2 separate regions of the Mus musculus genome follow, and region 1 is linked to region 2. A link is a loop called in an ENCODE intact Hi-C map of the cell type or tissue named here. Cell type or tissue: gastrocnemius. All regions are shown on one strand.

Evidence for each region. Peaks named below come from ENCODE experiments on the same cell type or tissue, not always from the same donor. Only the 100,000 strongest peaks of a DNase experiment are listed, where the experiment ranks them.
Region 1: it touches region 2 in a loop (2.5-fold over the local background); 12 of 42 quality-filtered maps call a loop at or near these places.

Annotation. Positions count from the first base shown.
Region 1 is chr13:53,353,018-53,361,017 of GRCm38, reverse strand. It overlaps Sptlc1 (serine palmitoyltransferase, long chain base subunit 1), which reads left to right. Exons shown (of 15, transcript NM_009269.2): 6 at 2,125-2,257; 7 at 6,738-6,867. Among named protein-coding and RNA genes, the nearest start is that of Sptlc1, 20 kb to the left of the region's middle. In gastrocnemius, a CTCF peak has its summit at 4,447 (motif pointing right); DNase peaks (open chromatin) are centred at 4,451 and 6,007.
Region 2 is chr13:52,643,633-52,651,632 of GRCm38, reverse strand. It overlaps Syk (spleen tyrosine kinase), which reads right to left. Exons shown (of 14, transcript NM_011518.2): 14 at 2,841-5,910. The coding sequence ends at 5,838. Among named protein-coding and RNA genes, the nearest start is that of Syk, 51 kb to the right of the region's middle. In gastrocnemius, a CTCF peak has its summit at 90 (motif pointing left); DNase peaks (open chromatin) are centred at 44 and 3,050.

The DNA.
Region 1 (8,000 bases), 710 kb before region 2:
TAGGAAAAGTGCCCAAGAGACGGCACAAGAATCAGAGACTCGACCTCTCTGTGCTGTCTGCTTGTGGGTTGTATTAATGAGGGTTCTCTAGAGTAACAGAATTTATAGAGTGGGGCGGGGGCGGGGGGCGGGGGGGGGGGCGGAGAAAGCACACGTATCGTGAAGATTTACTGGGATGACTTACAAGCTACAATCCAGCTAATCCAAGAATGGCTGGCTGTGAGATGAAAATCCAAAATCCAGTAATTGCTCAATCCATAAGACTGGATTTCTTGGCTAGTCTTCATTTCAGTATCTGCTGGAATCCCAAAGAAATAGTTTCCAATGCCAGTGAGGGAATGAAATATATGTGCTAGCAAGACTGGGGCAAGCAGACTATGAACAGCACCTTCCTTCTTCCATGGACTTCGATAGGCTTCTAGTAGGTGTGGCCCAGATTGAAGGTGCATCTTCCCACATCAAGATCCAGATCAAAGGTGTGTGTGTTCCTGCCTCAGATATCCAGAATAGAAGTCTCCCATCTCAAACCAAGCTAAAATAATCCCTCACAGATGTGCACTCCATTTCTGGATTCTAGTTCATTCCAGATGTAATCACGTTGACGGCAAGAACAGCTAACACATGGGTCTCTATCTGTTCCCATCTGCTATAGGAGGAAGCTTTTTTGATGATGACTGGGTAAGAGATTGATCAATAAGTATGGTGCTTGGCCCTTCAAGCAGTGTTGTGTATGGAAGGAGCCTTAAGTCAAATCAAGTATTAGCTGGTTGTTCCCACCAACTTTGTGCTACCATCTTACATGCAGGACAGCATTGCAGATTAGAGGGTTGTGACTGGCGTGGTGGTTACATTTTCTTTTGGGACCATGCAAGAGTACATTTGTTCCTGTGCCAAAGATGCTAGAACATAGGAATGAAGGCTCTATGTAGACACCAGCTAGACTTCATGTTCAATGAGTTGTGTGTTAGCATCAGTCATGGCATCAGTTTGTGGAGAATAGCCTATAGTATTAGCAACAGCCTGGGTTGTTTGGGGTTCCCATGGGATCCTTTTGGCCAACAACTCCATTAAATGTAACCCAGTCCTGGTACTGGCAGCTTCATTTGGTTACAAGAGATGGCCAGCTGGAGCTCTGTTCCTTCCCCCGTTGTTTAGAGATTTCATTTGGATTGCCTTCATATACGTATACATCTTAGAAAGCTTCTACTGCATACAGTTGTCATACTACCCCTCAAATGGCCCTTATTTAGCTATTTGTCCCTGTGTTCCCTCCCTCACGCTCTTCTCCTCTCCTCCTTACTTGCTCCTCCTGTTCCCATCCATCCATAACTATCTATTCTATTTCCCTTTCCTATGCCCCTTAGTCCCTTACTTTATACCTACCCTCTGTGGTTCTGTGGACTAATACCAGCATTCTTAAGCTGTGTCTACACGAGGACCTGGTTTCTGTTGGTGCTGTGAATTTGACTTTCCCCAGTGTACACTTGCTGCACCTGAGTGCTAACCTGAGCTATTGGAGAAGAGTTCTAGCATGTCTCTGTGCAGAGTAGGTCAAGGGAAGATGAAGTGGGTTAGGTAAGTAAGGCCGATGTGTGTGGGATCCTGGAGGCAGAGCTGAGGAGGTAAAGCTGTCCTGCTCCATGGTCTGCCACTGCTCCGTTCCCAGTGGGGGCAGTTGTTTAATGCCTAGCTGCTCCGTCCCAGTGGGGGCAGTTGGTAATACCTGGCTTAGGGAGGTAGGGAGCTGCTTTCAGTTCATGGTCTCACAAGAACTTTGAGACCAAAGCTATCTTAATCTTCTAAGGTGGTGGGGGGAGTTGTTTTTGTTTTTTTATTCCATTTTGGGCTCTGTAGGTAAGCTTACTTGCTGCCAAACAAGTGTTTGATTCTCCAGAGCTAAAATACTAATGGAGACAGTGAACTCTTACAAGTTGTCCTCTGGCCACCACACATGGACTATGACGCACGCGCACACGTGCAAGTAATTATGTATTTTTAAAATTCCATTTTGTCTGTAAGGTGAAAGGGGCAGTAATTAAATGACTATGTACTTTTTATCATTTGTTAGTAAATGAAAAAGAATTACAAGACAGTTTAACTGTTTTCACTTTTGTCTTAAAATAGATGTCCATCTGGATTTAGAAGAGCGCCTGGCAAAGTTTATGAAGACCGAAGAAGCCATCATTTACTCGTATGGCTTCTCCACCATAGCCAGTGCCATTCCTGCGTACTCTAAGAGAGGGGACATCATCTTTGTGTAAGCGCTCTCACCTGCACTCCTGACCACATTCCGCCAGAAACTGCACAGCGCTGGCAGCCAGGGTCCGCAGGTCCTCGATGGAACTTATAAGCTGAAAGGAAGAAGGAATCTTCCCGGGTTCTTGGTTTTGTTTTGCTTGTTTTCCTGGTCAAGACCCTTCCCCATGAGATGCTGGACAGTGCAGGGCTCACGCTCCTGGCACCGTGATTGCTTTTGCTGATGTCCAAATGAGGCATGCCGTCTCCTTCCCGTCAGCTCTGTGGCCCTGCCATGCGCTGAGTCATGGTCACAGCCTCACATTGCTTACTGTGCCTGGAAATGTCACATGCTCCTCATCACCCATCCTTCCTGGTCCCCAGGTCTCTATTGAGCTTGCCTCAGTGCTCATTAAGGATGGGAGCTGAGGCAGGGGCAGTGGCTCCGTGCTTAAGCGCTGGCTGCTGTTGCAGAGAATCCAGCATGGTTCTCGGCATCCATATACAGCAGACAACTGTCTGCAACTCCAGTTCCAGGATCTCTGATACCCTCTCCTGGTTCCTTGGATATAGGCACACGTCATGTATGTACGTATGATCAGACAATCACTCATACAGATAAAATAAAAATAAATATTTTTTAAAGGAATATAAGGGCCACCAGGTAGGGATACCCCTGACTGCTACGGCAAGTCTGCAGACTCAGGCGTGTCTCCTGAGTGCATGGGGTGCTGTTTACTGCAAGGGGAAAGCTGCTGGCCATGCAGCTGGCATCAACAGTTGTTAGCATCTTGCATTGAGGTTTACAAAACTGTCTTTTCACTATAGCAAGCTGTTTTCAATGACTGTAACTTACACATCATAAACATAAGGACAGGAAGGAAATGAAGATAAGCTAGTAAGGAGATGCTCTCTCGCATCCCCCTCCCATTTCCATGTGTGCGTGTGTATGTGGAAGCCCAGGGTTGGTGTTTGGAGTCATCTAGCAGTGTTCTCCCATACTCAGGACAACCTGAGCTCCCTGAGGGCTAGTCTGGCTAGCTGATTTGCTCTGGGGAGCTCTTCTCCTCACAGGGGGCATTTACACAGGTTCTGAGAAGCCAAGCTCCAGTCCTCACGCTTGTAAACAAGCACTCTAACTGCTGCACCATCTCTGATCCCTAAGTACACTTCTGGGGATATAGTTTATATCTTTTCTTGCTGACTATCTTAACCTACTAAAATATTATCATTTCAGGGGCTTGTTCCCATTTTTTGGTTTATACTCATTGTTTACAGGATTGGCCTCTCTGTGCATATGCGGAACTATTTCCTTGAGAACTCTTTCAGGCGTTCTGGGTGGAGATAGGCTCTTCCTGCCATTGGTTTGCTGGAAATCCGTCTCCTCACCTTCACCTTTGTTAAATCTGACTGATGATGACCTTCAGTCTTCCTGTCCCTTTGTGTGTGCAGCCGGCCTTTCGGGAAGTTTTCTACCCTGTTGGCATTCTCGTATCCTTTTCTACCCCCATTGGCCTAGATACTTGCTTTTTAATGCTGCCCCAAAGCTCCTGTGAGCCATCTTCACCATTTGCGAATGGCCTGTCCTGAGCTCAGGGACTGAGCTCTGTGGTGCTGACGCCTCTCGCCACACTTTCTTTTCCTGCTCAGTGTGCTCTTTTAGCACTTCACAGTCCGTGTTTCTTCCTGTCAGTTTCTGTTAGAACACTGAGAAGTTTATCCGTGCTTCCTCTGAGCTTGGGTTTCCTGAGAACGCTGTTGTGAGTTGCGTGAGTTCTCTTCATCACTGATTACTGTGGAGGCAGCCTCTGCTACCTTATTTTGAGGTTTTACTTTTTAAGATTTCTATTTAACATGTGGGTGTGTTGTCTGCATGTATTCACACCATGTGTGTTCAGTGCCTACCATGTGAGTGTAGTGCCCACAAAGGTCAGGAGAGGATGTCAGATCTCCTAGAGCTGGGATTAAGTATGGTCCTCTAGGCATCGTGTGCTGTTGGGAATTGAACCCAGGTCCTCTGTAGAGCAGCAGTGCTTGTCACAGCTGAGCCAGCTCGCCCAACCCGAGGTCTTAGTGATTGAAAGCTCTTGATGGTGTGAAAGTTCTGGGCAGTCAAGGATTGTGGCTTGTCTTTTCACAGTGGCTTAACTAGCATGCCCAAGAGGAGGTGTACTAGAAGTGATCTGTTGTATTGCCACTCTTCGAACACTAGAGGGCAATCCAAGCCCAAGTTCCTGTCAAGTTCATAGATGGTGGTTGTGTAGGGATGAATCTGAAGTACCTAGAAAGGTTGGTAAGTTTTCACAAGCCCCTGCCATAGGCCCAGGAAGCTTGTTCTGGGTGTCACCGGCATACAGAATTCTGTTCAACATGGCATAATCATTGTGCATAGATTTACTCTGCTTCCTGGGCCATACTTATACTGGCAACACTGACAAACTATGTGATGTCACAGGCCCTAAACCCACACATCACTGGTGACACGCCAGAGCACACCTACCAGAGTAGTCTGGACTGACTAAGGCAGAAATGGACTTTGTGACCCATGACCGGTGCAACTGGCATGGGTGATCCTGTCTCTTACGGAAGTTTCTTACACCAAGACATCCTCTGTTACCCAGGTGTTATCCTCAGACCTGAGGCAGAGAGTCAGTGGAATGTGTGCCTTCTCAGTGTTACACTCTGAAGTCAGGTCTCTGCTTTTCTTATTGTACCTCCCTGAATAGAGTCTTGGACCACAGTAATGGGTGAAGGTGATCCCTTGGCCACCTAGACAGGTGCTAAATGACTGAAAGCAAGTTGAGCTGTGCATGCATTTGAAGCCTCGAGAACCTGCGGAGGATGCACTGTAGCCCTGTAATTCTTTTGACCTCACCTGTTTGGGGTTTGCCCACTGTCTTTAACCTGTGGGTTTAAGTTGTTTTTGTATTAGGGTTGTAGCCAGGTTCTTTGTGTCATTCTGCGGTTCCCTTCTGTGACTAGTGACATGGATGCCAGCTCCCTTGTCATAGCTCCCTGGAGCTCTGTTCTCTTCTTCCCCTCAGCTGTTTCTCCCTGGCAGTGACTCGTTTCAATTATGTCTTCCTGGTTACTGATCCCTTCCCTCTGCTCCTTGGCTATTTCTTTTTCAGAGTTCCATCTCTGCAGGATTTCCTCTGTAACTTCTGTTTGCTCTGGCTGTCTGTTTTAACTGGCTTGTTTCAGGTTTGTTGGTCATGCTCATTGAAGCATTTTTTATCCTGGCTGCTTTGAGTTCACTCATAGGTCTTCTTGGGCCCTGTCAGCTTAGTGGCATGAGGGACACTTGATGGAGCTGATCCTCAGCTGGAACCTAGGCATTTCCTGTTACGTGGCTCCCCTCTGTGTTATGTGGGTCTCTATCTAACTGCTGCCTGTAGGTCACATACCCTGAGGGAGCTGTAAGTGCGGCCCCATGAACAACAACACTGAGATTCCCCTCCTAACTCAGTCATGTTTCTGGAGCATGAATTTTGCAGATGACAGTATTGGGGTGCCGTCTGTCTGGGTTGGCTTCCACTGACACTGGGGACATGGGAGGGAGGGAGCCGGCCACCATCTTGTACCTGCTTCAGCTTGGCACCCAAGGTCAGAGATTCTCCATTGCCACTGGGTGACGGTGACAGGTCTGATTTCCTTGGTGTTACCACTGACAACACCCATTGCCTCGTTGTTACCATGTGGGGTGGAAGCTTGTTCCCAGGGAAGGTGCAGGCTGCCGTCCTCATATTCCTCAAAGGCCAAAGGCCAAGTTCTTCCCTCCCCTCAGCGGGGGGTGGGCGAGTGAGGTTAGACCAGGTTCCCTGTGAGCTAGGTTACACGGATCCCTGTGCTGCTTGCCTATGCTCAGTGCTTGTTGTCCGGAAGTTCCGCCCGCAGCTAGACTGCCAACATTTCTTTTTAAAATATTGTTTTTTAAAAAAGACATTTATTTATATATTTATTTTTTATTTAATGTACATGGGTACACTGTAGCTGTCTTCAGGCATACCAGAAGAGGGCATCGGATCCCATTACAGAGGTTGTGAGCCACCATGTGGGTGCTAGGAATTGAACTCGGGACCTCTGGAAGAGCAGTCAGTGTTCTTAACCACTGAGCCATCTCACCAGCCCCTGCCAGTGTTTCTTTATGGAGCACGATGAAGTGCCATCAGGTAAACAGAGCTGCCACTAAGGGTGAGATTACTATTGCTTTCCAAAGTTCTTAGCAAGAGGAGCACATGAGTAAGCTCAGATGCCATGCACAGCATGGGTCATGAGTTGAGAGTGGTCAGGATGCAGCTAGCCATGTTTCTTGGAAGAGATTAAGTGAAGTAAGTCCTGTGGATAGGATGTGCAGCATGAAGAGCAAACAGTGGTCAAACGCTTTCTGTTTGCTGTGTTCCAGGTAACAGCTGGAGGCTGGTCTGCTACACAAGCAGGCATTCTTCTGAGAATGTTGACAAGGCCCTTTAACCCCAATTTGGTGCCTCTCTTCCTTGCAGGGACAGTGCGGCCTGCTTTGCTATCCAGAAAGGATTACAGGCATCAAGAAGTGACATTAAGTTATTTAAGCATAATGATGTGGCTGACCTGGAGCGACTGCTAAAAGAACAAGAGATTGAAGATCAAAAGGTAGGATCCTTTTGAAGGAAACTGTGCAGCTCTTTGTACTTCCTAAGCAGCTAAATTATAGATGAAATGGTAATTTGTCATTGAAAACTTGCCTGCGGATCGCATTTGGATGTTAGGTAAGGGTGTTCCTGCTTATTAAATGTATCTCAGCTTGGAGAGCCTTGTCACGTTATGCAGACGGGGCAGCATTCTACGGAGGCCGAGAGGAGAGCAGCAGCCTCCCCTTCAGGAGATGCAGAACTTTGGGTTCTACATATGAGCTGCAGAACACACTAAGGCTGTAATGGAGTGCGTGGATTAAATTTATAATATACTTATTTATGCCATCAAACCTTAGCCTCCTGAAACTGCAGGCAGCTGCTGTTGGGGACAGCCACCCTGAAGAGGGAATGCCTGGGTGCCCTGAGGATCCCTAGTGGTGGTGATTGGATAATGTCTCCCTGGCATCGCTGGAGTGTGTTTAAAGCATCATTGGGAGGAGTGTGCCTTACTTTTCTGGGCAGTGTGGATGGGAAGTCAAGCTGGTTGGAGACTCTGTAGCAGGACGCCATGATGTGTGACTGTCTTGGAAACCCAGTTGTCACATCTCAGGCATCCCTTTCTTCAAGCGGACCTTGCTCATGCAACTCATTCATGACAAGAGGAACTGGTGAGATACTCACCGCCGCCTTTGGTTTGGTGTTCATTTCAGTTTTTCCAATATTTGCATTATTCACTTAGAGTTCTGTCATCTGTGTTTAGGAGTCATCCTGTGCAATAGACACTTAATGAATATGCACAGTCATTGAATATGCATAAGCTCAGTGTGCTGTCAGCCAGTGTGCCATATTTACTCTGTCAAGAAAGGGCTAAAGAAGTCTGAAATTGAGACTGTCCCACAGAATAATTCTTTCAATAGACTAAAGAGACAACAGCCTGCATTCTAAGTACTAGGTCCCAACCATCAGAATAAATCCTATTTTGGAAAGTATGACTAAGGAACAAGTCTGCCTGAGTTTTTCATGGCTAAATGTTGGAGATTTTATACTAAGGTTTCTAATCTATGGAACTTCTTAATGGATTTTTTAAAAAGTATCTTAGAAATTAAATTTCACTTTTTTATTATATATTTATATTTTTTGCATATGTACAGG
Region 2 (8,000 bases):
TCTTCCTGTGGCTTCATTTTGCAAAGCTGTAAACTATTAAGTGGCTGTAAAGACAGCTTTCTGTGATACATTGTCAAAAATCAGTCCTCTAGCGCCCTCTGCTGTAGACAAATGATACCAAGTTTCTTTTCTTTGGAGGAATTATTGGTTCTGTTGCCCTGGGGTGTGTGGGTGTGTGTCTGATGGGCAAGGAGAGGGGGGTGGGGGGCGGAGGGAGGGAGGGAGGGAAAGGAGGGGAGGGAAGAGAGGGAGTAAGGGAGGGAGGGAGGGAGGGAGGGAGGGAGAGAGAGATGCCTGAGGCCCTTGTTGGACGGTAATTATAGGTCCTTTGTGGCTGGAAGGACAGCTCAGTGGTTATGAGCGCATACTGCTCTTCTAGATGACCAGAGTTCAGTTCCCAGCATCCATGTTGAGTGGCTCACAACAACCTATTACGAGCTCTGGGGTGCCAACATTCTCTTCTGTCCTCAGAAGGAACCCTTGCACACATAGCACACACATACACAAGCACACACACACATGCGCGGGTGCACATGTGTGTGAACATGCACATACACACAAACAAATAAAATAATAAACTCAAAGATCTGGGGCCTTGTGAAAGGGAAGCCGTTCGTCAGGAATGCTGTTGTAGATGTTGGGAACCGCTCTCCCTCTCTCTCTGCTTCCTGACCACAGTAAGAGAGGAGCTTCCTCCACGGTGTGCTCCTCTGGTGAGAAGCTATGCCACCACAGACACAAATCAGCAGCGTCAGGTACCCACAGCTTTACCATCCTGGCAGGAATAACGTTGCTGTAGCGAGAGCCCCACGCATCTCCCTTTGACCATCAGAGCAGCAAAGCTGCAAACCAAGGAGCTGGTGGAGAAGGATAAGGCTGAAGCCCGGTGCCAGCCAGGAGGGGAGCTGGTCTCCTGGGGAGAGGTTGTGTCAGGGTGCTGCTCATGGGAGACTGGAGCTGAAACGTGTTGCCAGATGGGAGCATGCCTCCATGGGGACATGTTGCTGGTCCTCTCTTTAAACCTAAGCTTCGTGCCAGGACCCCAGAAGATGGGCTTAGGAGGGTCAGCAACCATCTTTGTCCCTATCTCTGATGTGGTTACATTGGCTAAACCTCCAGTCTCTGCTTTGCACCTCTGTATCCTGCATTGGCTGGATGTGGCTTGGTAGGCTGCCCAAGAGCCTGGGCTTGAACCCTCACTCCAGGAACAAGGCCTCAGAGACTGCTGCCAAGACAGGCCTTTCCTCCTTTTAAGTTGCTTTACTCAGGTATTTGTCACAGCACCGGGAAACCAATTGGTACAGTGTGGGAGCCTGCCAGCTTTAAAAGTCTGTGGCTCTTACACAAGTCCACATGTATGGATAGACAAGTGTTGATGCGTGTGCAGGCAATGCTCTTAAATTGAGGTTGTTCAGAGGCATTGCGTTCTTTGCCATGCGTGCGTGCATGTGTGTGCTCATGTGTATGTGTGTGTGTGCATGAGTGTGTGCATGCATGTGCATGTGTTCACATGTGCATGTTTGTGTGCACATGTGTGCATGCATGTGTTCATGTGTGCATGTTTGTATGTGTGCATGTTTGTGTGTGTGCATGTGTTCGGGGCTACATGTTTGTATGTGTGCCAATGCATGTGTATGTATGCATGTGTGTGCATGCATGTGTTCATGTGTGCATGTGTTCAGGGGTACATGTTTGTATGTGTGCCAGTGCATGTGTATGTATGCATGTGTGTGCATGCATGTGTGTGCATGCATGTGTTCATGTGTGCATGTGTTCAGGGGTGCATGTTTGTATGTGTGCCAGTGCATGTGTATGTATGCATGTGTGTGCATGCATGTGTTCAGGGGTGCATGTGTTCAGGGGTGCATGTTTGTATGTGTGCATGCAGAAGGTTGACACTGAGTGTTCTCTTCAGCTGCTTTCTCCTTTATTTTTCTAAGACAGGATCATAAGACCTGGAATGTGACAACCGTGCTGGGTGAGGCTGGATGGCCAGTGAGCTGTAGCGATCTGCTTCTCCCTCCCCAGAGCTGGCGCTGCGGGCATGTGCCAATGCACTGCCTCTCTACATAGGCACTGGGGGCTAAACTCAGGTTCTCTTTACCATACACTCTCTGTACCATGCTTAGATTAAACTATGAACTTGACACAGCCTAGAGTCACTTGGGAAGGGACTCTCCATGGAGGGATTTCCAAGATCAGATTAGCCTGTGGGCAAAGTGGCATTGCGAGTGGGGATGTGTCAACATGTACATGTGATTGTGGATTTGTGTACACAGGTTCATGTCTGTGTGTGCAGTGTGCATTTGCAGGCATGTTTTTAATGCACGTTTGTGCATGCATGTGTATGTGTTCCTGTGTATACATACATAAGATGCTTGTCTATGCACACATGCAATTATATGTAGTGTATGTATGTGTGCCTGCTCATAACTCCCTATAGAATGAGAGGAGCCCAGGGCTCGGGACCTTTACATCCTCACCTTCTCTGCTCTGATGCTTTCGTGTTGTCTTCATTGACAGTGGCAAAGCTCACCCCGCCCTCTCTGGCCACCTTGGGGTCTCCTTGTACCACTTTCTACTGGGTTTGAGTTCGGCTGTCAGTTCTCAGCCTACGAATCTCAGACACAGTTGTTTCCCCTCACAGGACCGGGCTCTCCTTGCAGGCTTCTGAAGCGGCAGAATAGGTGAGCTCTGGAGTCTGCGTTCCCACCCAAATGTAGCGAGTGGTATGACTGAGGGCTCAGTATTTCACAAGCAGGTTGCACTTACGAAGATGCTGGCCAGCTCTAGTCAAGGGTGTATATCCCATCATCTCCTGTCTGCATCCGTAAAGGTCATCACAAGACTAATAGTAGATCTTTATTTAAAATAATTTCTGAAATAACAGGGAATCACTGTGTGCTGCTCTGGGTGGCAGCATTCCCAGAGAAGGACAACCGAGGGCTTCCCTCTGCAAGGAGCAATGCAATCACAGACCTGGCATCCCTGTGGAGTCACTGTCTGGCACACAAAGCAGGCCCGGGGTACAGGGAGGACATGTCCCAGCGCACACAGAGACAGGTTTTTATGAATGGCTGGCTGGGGTGTTTACTGGAGAGACATTCGGTTCCGCATGAGGTATGTGGTGTTTGCAGTCAGTGGGAGGTGGCGAGGCAGCTTAGGTGCTCCTTGTACTCTGCTGACCAAGGGTCATAGGTAAAAGCACACAGGGAGCCCAGCTGCCAGGCAGAAGGGGCTCGGAGCATCAGAGGCAGCTTGTGGAGAGACCAAGTTAAGGATAGATGCCTGAGAAGGACCTTGGCTAGTTTCTGACCTTGCAAATTTAGTGGGCATTCATAGTCTAAATCCTCTAGGGAGGATCCTCTTGCCATCTGCCCTCCTCAGTGGCCCAGGGGAGAGAATTAATCTTGACAGTAAGACACAGTTTTCACCAGATGAGAGCCCTGGTCGATGGCCACATGTGACTCTGCACATGGGAACCGGTTTCGGCTTTCTGAAGGGGGGCAAAGCCCATCCCTCCACTCTGCTCAGTCATAGCCAGATAACGGTCAGTCCCAAATCCCTGGGAAGGAGAGGCACTGCTAGAGAGGCCAGGAAGAAGGCAGAGGCCTCCACAGACTTCTCACACATGCTCCCTGGTCTTCGAGGTGGCCTTTCTATAGCCCTGGGGACAAGGGAAGGTAGGCTAGGAGCTCAGCAGAGAACTTCTTGCTCAGAGCAGACAGTCCTGTCTCCATAACTATACAGTGGCCCTTCCTCTCCTGACTAAATCTACAGGTGGTCTGACCCATGGGACTTCCTCACCAAGGCTGTGTTCTGCAGGTCTGCTCAATGAATTCAACATACAGGGATTTCCTCCACCCCCTTCCTTCCCTCCACAGGACGGTTGACCTACTAACACAATTCCAAGACACACCAATAGCTTCTAAATACTTCCTAACCATGCTCTAAGCATAGTGCCTCCCTATCAAAGGCAGTGGTTCCCAACCTGTGGGATGTGCCCTCATTTCACATATCCTGCATACCAGATATTTACATATCCGATATCCTGCATATCAGATATCTACACTACGATTCATCATAGTAGCAAAATTACAGTGACAATGTAGCAACAAAATAACTTCATGGTTGGGAGTCGCCACAACGCAAGGACCTGTATTGAAAGATCTCAGCATTAGGAAGGTTGAGAACCACTGGTCTAAAGAGAGGCACCCATTTCACCATCGTCTCTGTTCATTGAGCCCACCACCAGCAGGGACTCCTGTACCATCCCTGGCTGTGAATGTCCCAGTGTCTCAGAGGTGAAGGTGAGATGCTCCCATCTGTACATGTCCCTAGACCTAGATGGAAGGCTATGCAGCCTTTGTAGCTTTTAGGTCCTCAGCAAAAGTGCCGTGAATGGGTGACATTCGGTGTATGGTCAGTAGTTAGCCAAGGCTAGGAGGACAGAGGGGGAATTCTCAGCTTGTGTGTCCTCAGCTCAATGTCGCACTTAGCAAGGCTTCCTTGTGGGGAAGGTCACATCTCTGGTTTTATGGCGAATGAAGATTCCATTCAGAAACTCATCCTGAGATGGTCTTGGTCACCAGGCTGCCATCGGCTCCAGTATGAATGTGTCCCCTCAGAATTCATGTGTTGAAGACTTAGTACCTAGGTTCACTTAGTACCTAGGTGTTTGGAGATAGGGCCTGGGGGGAGGGGAATGATCCAGATGAGGGGGGTCCCAAGGGGGAATCTGGGATGGTAAACGGGGCTCATAAGGGGACAGACCTGAGATGGCTCACCCGCTCTGTCAGGATACCACACTGTGTAATCATTCAGGAAGGCCCCTGCCTGGCACTGCACCTTGTGTGCTTGAACATTTGGTCCCCAGCTGTTGGCATTCAGTGTCTGAGAGGCCTGTGGAATCTTTGATAGATGGATCTGAAGGAACTGGGTCACCGGAGGTGGCCTTTAGGGCCTTATAGCCTGGCCCCACTTCCTGTTCATTCTTTGTTTCCTGAATGTGGATGCCATGTGACCTTCCAGCTTCCTTTTCATGCCACCAAGCCTTTCCTGCCTGTTGTCTTTTCCACCATGATGGCCTATCCCCTCCAACTGTGAGCTCAAATGAGCCATTCCTCCCTTAAGTTGCTGGTTGGCAATTTTTTAGTGGCAGCAACAAGGAGTCCTGGATGCATTCCCTCTGCAGAGAGGGGAGTCTGACCCTTGCCTGACACACTTCTGCTCAGTCGCAGAGGATCATGGGAGCTCACCTCCCCCGGCAGCCTCCACACAGAACGTTATTCACACCTCCTCCAGCAAACACACACGACTGCAGGGAGGTGGACTCCAGGGGCGTGTCAGCCAAGCCAGCACATCTCAGCATGTCATCCACACAGTATCTCTGTCTCAGCGCTGAGAGTAAAACCAGTGTCCAGGCTTGTCATTGTCCTTAACCACCTTCCAGCTTGCTGACTGCACCAGCGAGGTTTCTCTTTATGTCCTTTGCTGGAGTGGCAAAGCACTTTTCTTTTCTGATCTTCAGGGGACACTGAAATCCTGGACCCAGAGGAACGGAATGATGTCAAGAGAATTTGGAAATGGCTCCCAAACGTGACCGATAGCGAAGACCACACAGATGGAAACAAAGACCAGAGAGACGACTCCACAGGCCCCAAGGTCTTGCTGCTTGTCTGTCTCTGGGCACCAGACCTGTTGTGAGGGTGAGTCCTATGTTAGCTTAGCTCTCACTCCGGGCAGAGGGAGATGAAACTCTGAGAGCCAGTTCATCTGAATGAATTTCCTGTGATCGCTTGGGAATCCGTGGTGTGCACGGACAGGCGCCGGAGCTGTTAGTTAACCACGTCGTAGTAGTAATTGCGAAGCCTCAGTTCCACAGCTGTGAATCCTGGCCTGTTCTCCACACTGAAGAAGGAAGAGAGAGCTGTATTAGTGTTTATCCATAGGCTCATGGAAACATGATTAAGTCGCCGTGCCTCCTGGCAGTGGTGAATGCTGCTCACTGCGCCTGCCTCCAGCATGGTCAGAAATGTCTCTTCCTGCTCTAAACTTACAGAACTCAAGCCTGCATTTTATAGCATCCTGGGGATCCATGTCCTTGTGAGCCAGAAGAGTTTTGCACTATGGTACAGAATATCTTCTGTGTCTGAAGGCCAGAGGACAACCTTGGTGTCCTTCCTCAGACACCATCTACCTTGTTTTTTTTTTTTTTTTTTTTTTTTTGAGACAGGGTCTTTCAATTGCCTAGAACTTGTCAAGTTGGCAAGGCTGGCTGACCAGAAAGCATCTGAGATTTTCCTGTCTCCATCTTCCTTGCTGGTGCTGGGACCACAAGCACTTGCCACCAGGCCTGGTGTATTTTATATGGGTACTAGGGACTGAAGTCAGGTCCCTAGAGTTACACAACAGTAACTCTTTACCAACAGAGCCATCTCCTTAGTCCCTTGGCTAAAAATCTTAAGAGGAGAATATGGACACAGCTGTAATATACCATACCCACGTTCAAGCTGGACTTTCAAGGAGAGGGGGTATTGGTTTGTGCTCTTGCTAGAACTCACAGATTTCTGTGGCTGTGGTCTGGTTCAGAGCCCAACCCTGTGCATCCTAAGTCTTTGCCCAGCAAGTCTGTGCTGTCGCCTACAGGTTAGATGCTGAGGCAAGCAAGCGATGAAAGCAAGCGATGAAAAGACTTAACTGTAGCTGCTGGTTCATGCCTGGTGTCTGCCTGCCTAGCGGACTGGTCTGCAGCTGCTGAATCACATTTGGTGTTTGCTACAGGGCTGAGCTGCTGCCCAAGAGGATCAAGCTCGCCCCCCAAAGAACTATTGCTGAACAGGTCCACTTCCCCCATAGCCGAATAACTTTTATCTTCTGCTACCTCTGCTGAGTGGCGGGCTAGAGGGGAGGTTGAACCTTTATTAAAAATACGTTGCAAAAAAAATGTATGGCTACATTCAATGTCAGCTTTCTAACATCGAGTGCCTCACTAGCACCGAACAGCTTTATCACGGTGGCTGGGATCCTTCCCATAGGTAGGGCAGAGCATGCCCAGTGGCTCACAGTGGATTCACGCTCTCACCACGTGCACGGTGTCTGTCCTGCTCAGGGGATGGAGGGGAAGGCAAAATACACTGTACCCAAGAATAGGGATGGGGCTTCCGACCCTATGGGCTGAGCAGTGGTGAACGTGGCAAGTGGCAACTCTGCACCACTATCGGGAGACTTCTGGTACTGAGCTGTCTGTGGTCAGCAGGAGCATCTAGCCTCGATGTTAGGATTCTTGGAAGCAGTGATGCTCCCAGACATGTCTGAGTTTGTGGAAGGCAAGAGTGTTCTAGATGCTTGAGTTGACATCTGGGATTCTGTGACTTCTCCCAATCCACATCACAGTCTCATAAGATTGTAACAGCTGGCGACTTTGCAGCTGCCCTAGTTTGCTTACGTATGCTTTATGACATCCCCACAGTTACAAAATGCATATAGTAGTATGCCTGCCATGAAACACCATGATTGGCTAGTAACACAGCCAATCTCTGGCACCGCCTCCTGTGATGATTTACATAGAAGGTGGCACATTCCTGATGCATCAAGAGAACTCACGCTTCATTTTAATACCCAGTGTGATGGCTCAAATCAGGCATCCATCTTGGTACCTTCTAGGTGTTTTTTGTCTCTGACTCCAGTCCCTGGAAGATACATTCCCAGTTACCCCGACTTGTGATCTCCACCCTAAAGGGTACAGATGTGACTGGCTACTTGCCATGCCATGACTAACTGCCTTTTTAGCTTCTGTAACTTGCTTATGCAGATACCCGAAGATTGTTTTGAGTTGCTTTGGCCAATTAACTTGGGAGAACAGACCAATTTTTGGTTGCCTGTTTAGATATGGGAGGTCTTTCCATGGTTTTCCTCTTAAAAAACAACAAACAAACAAACAAATAAAAACCCTCAACAACAAACCCTTCCTCATATCCCTCCTTCACAGCAATTTCAAA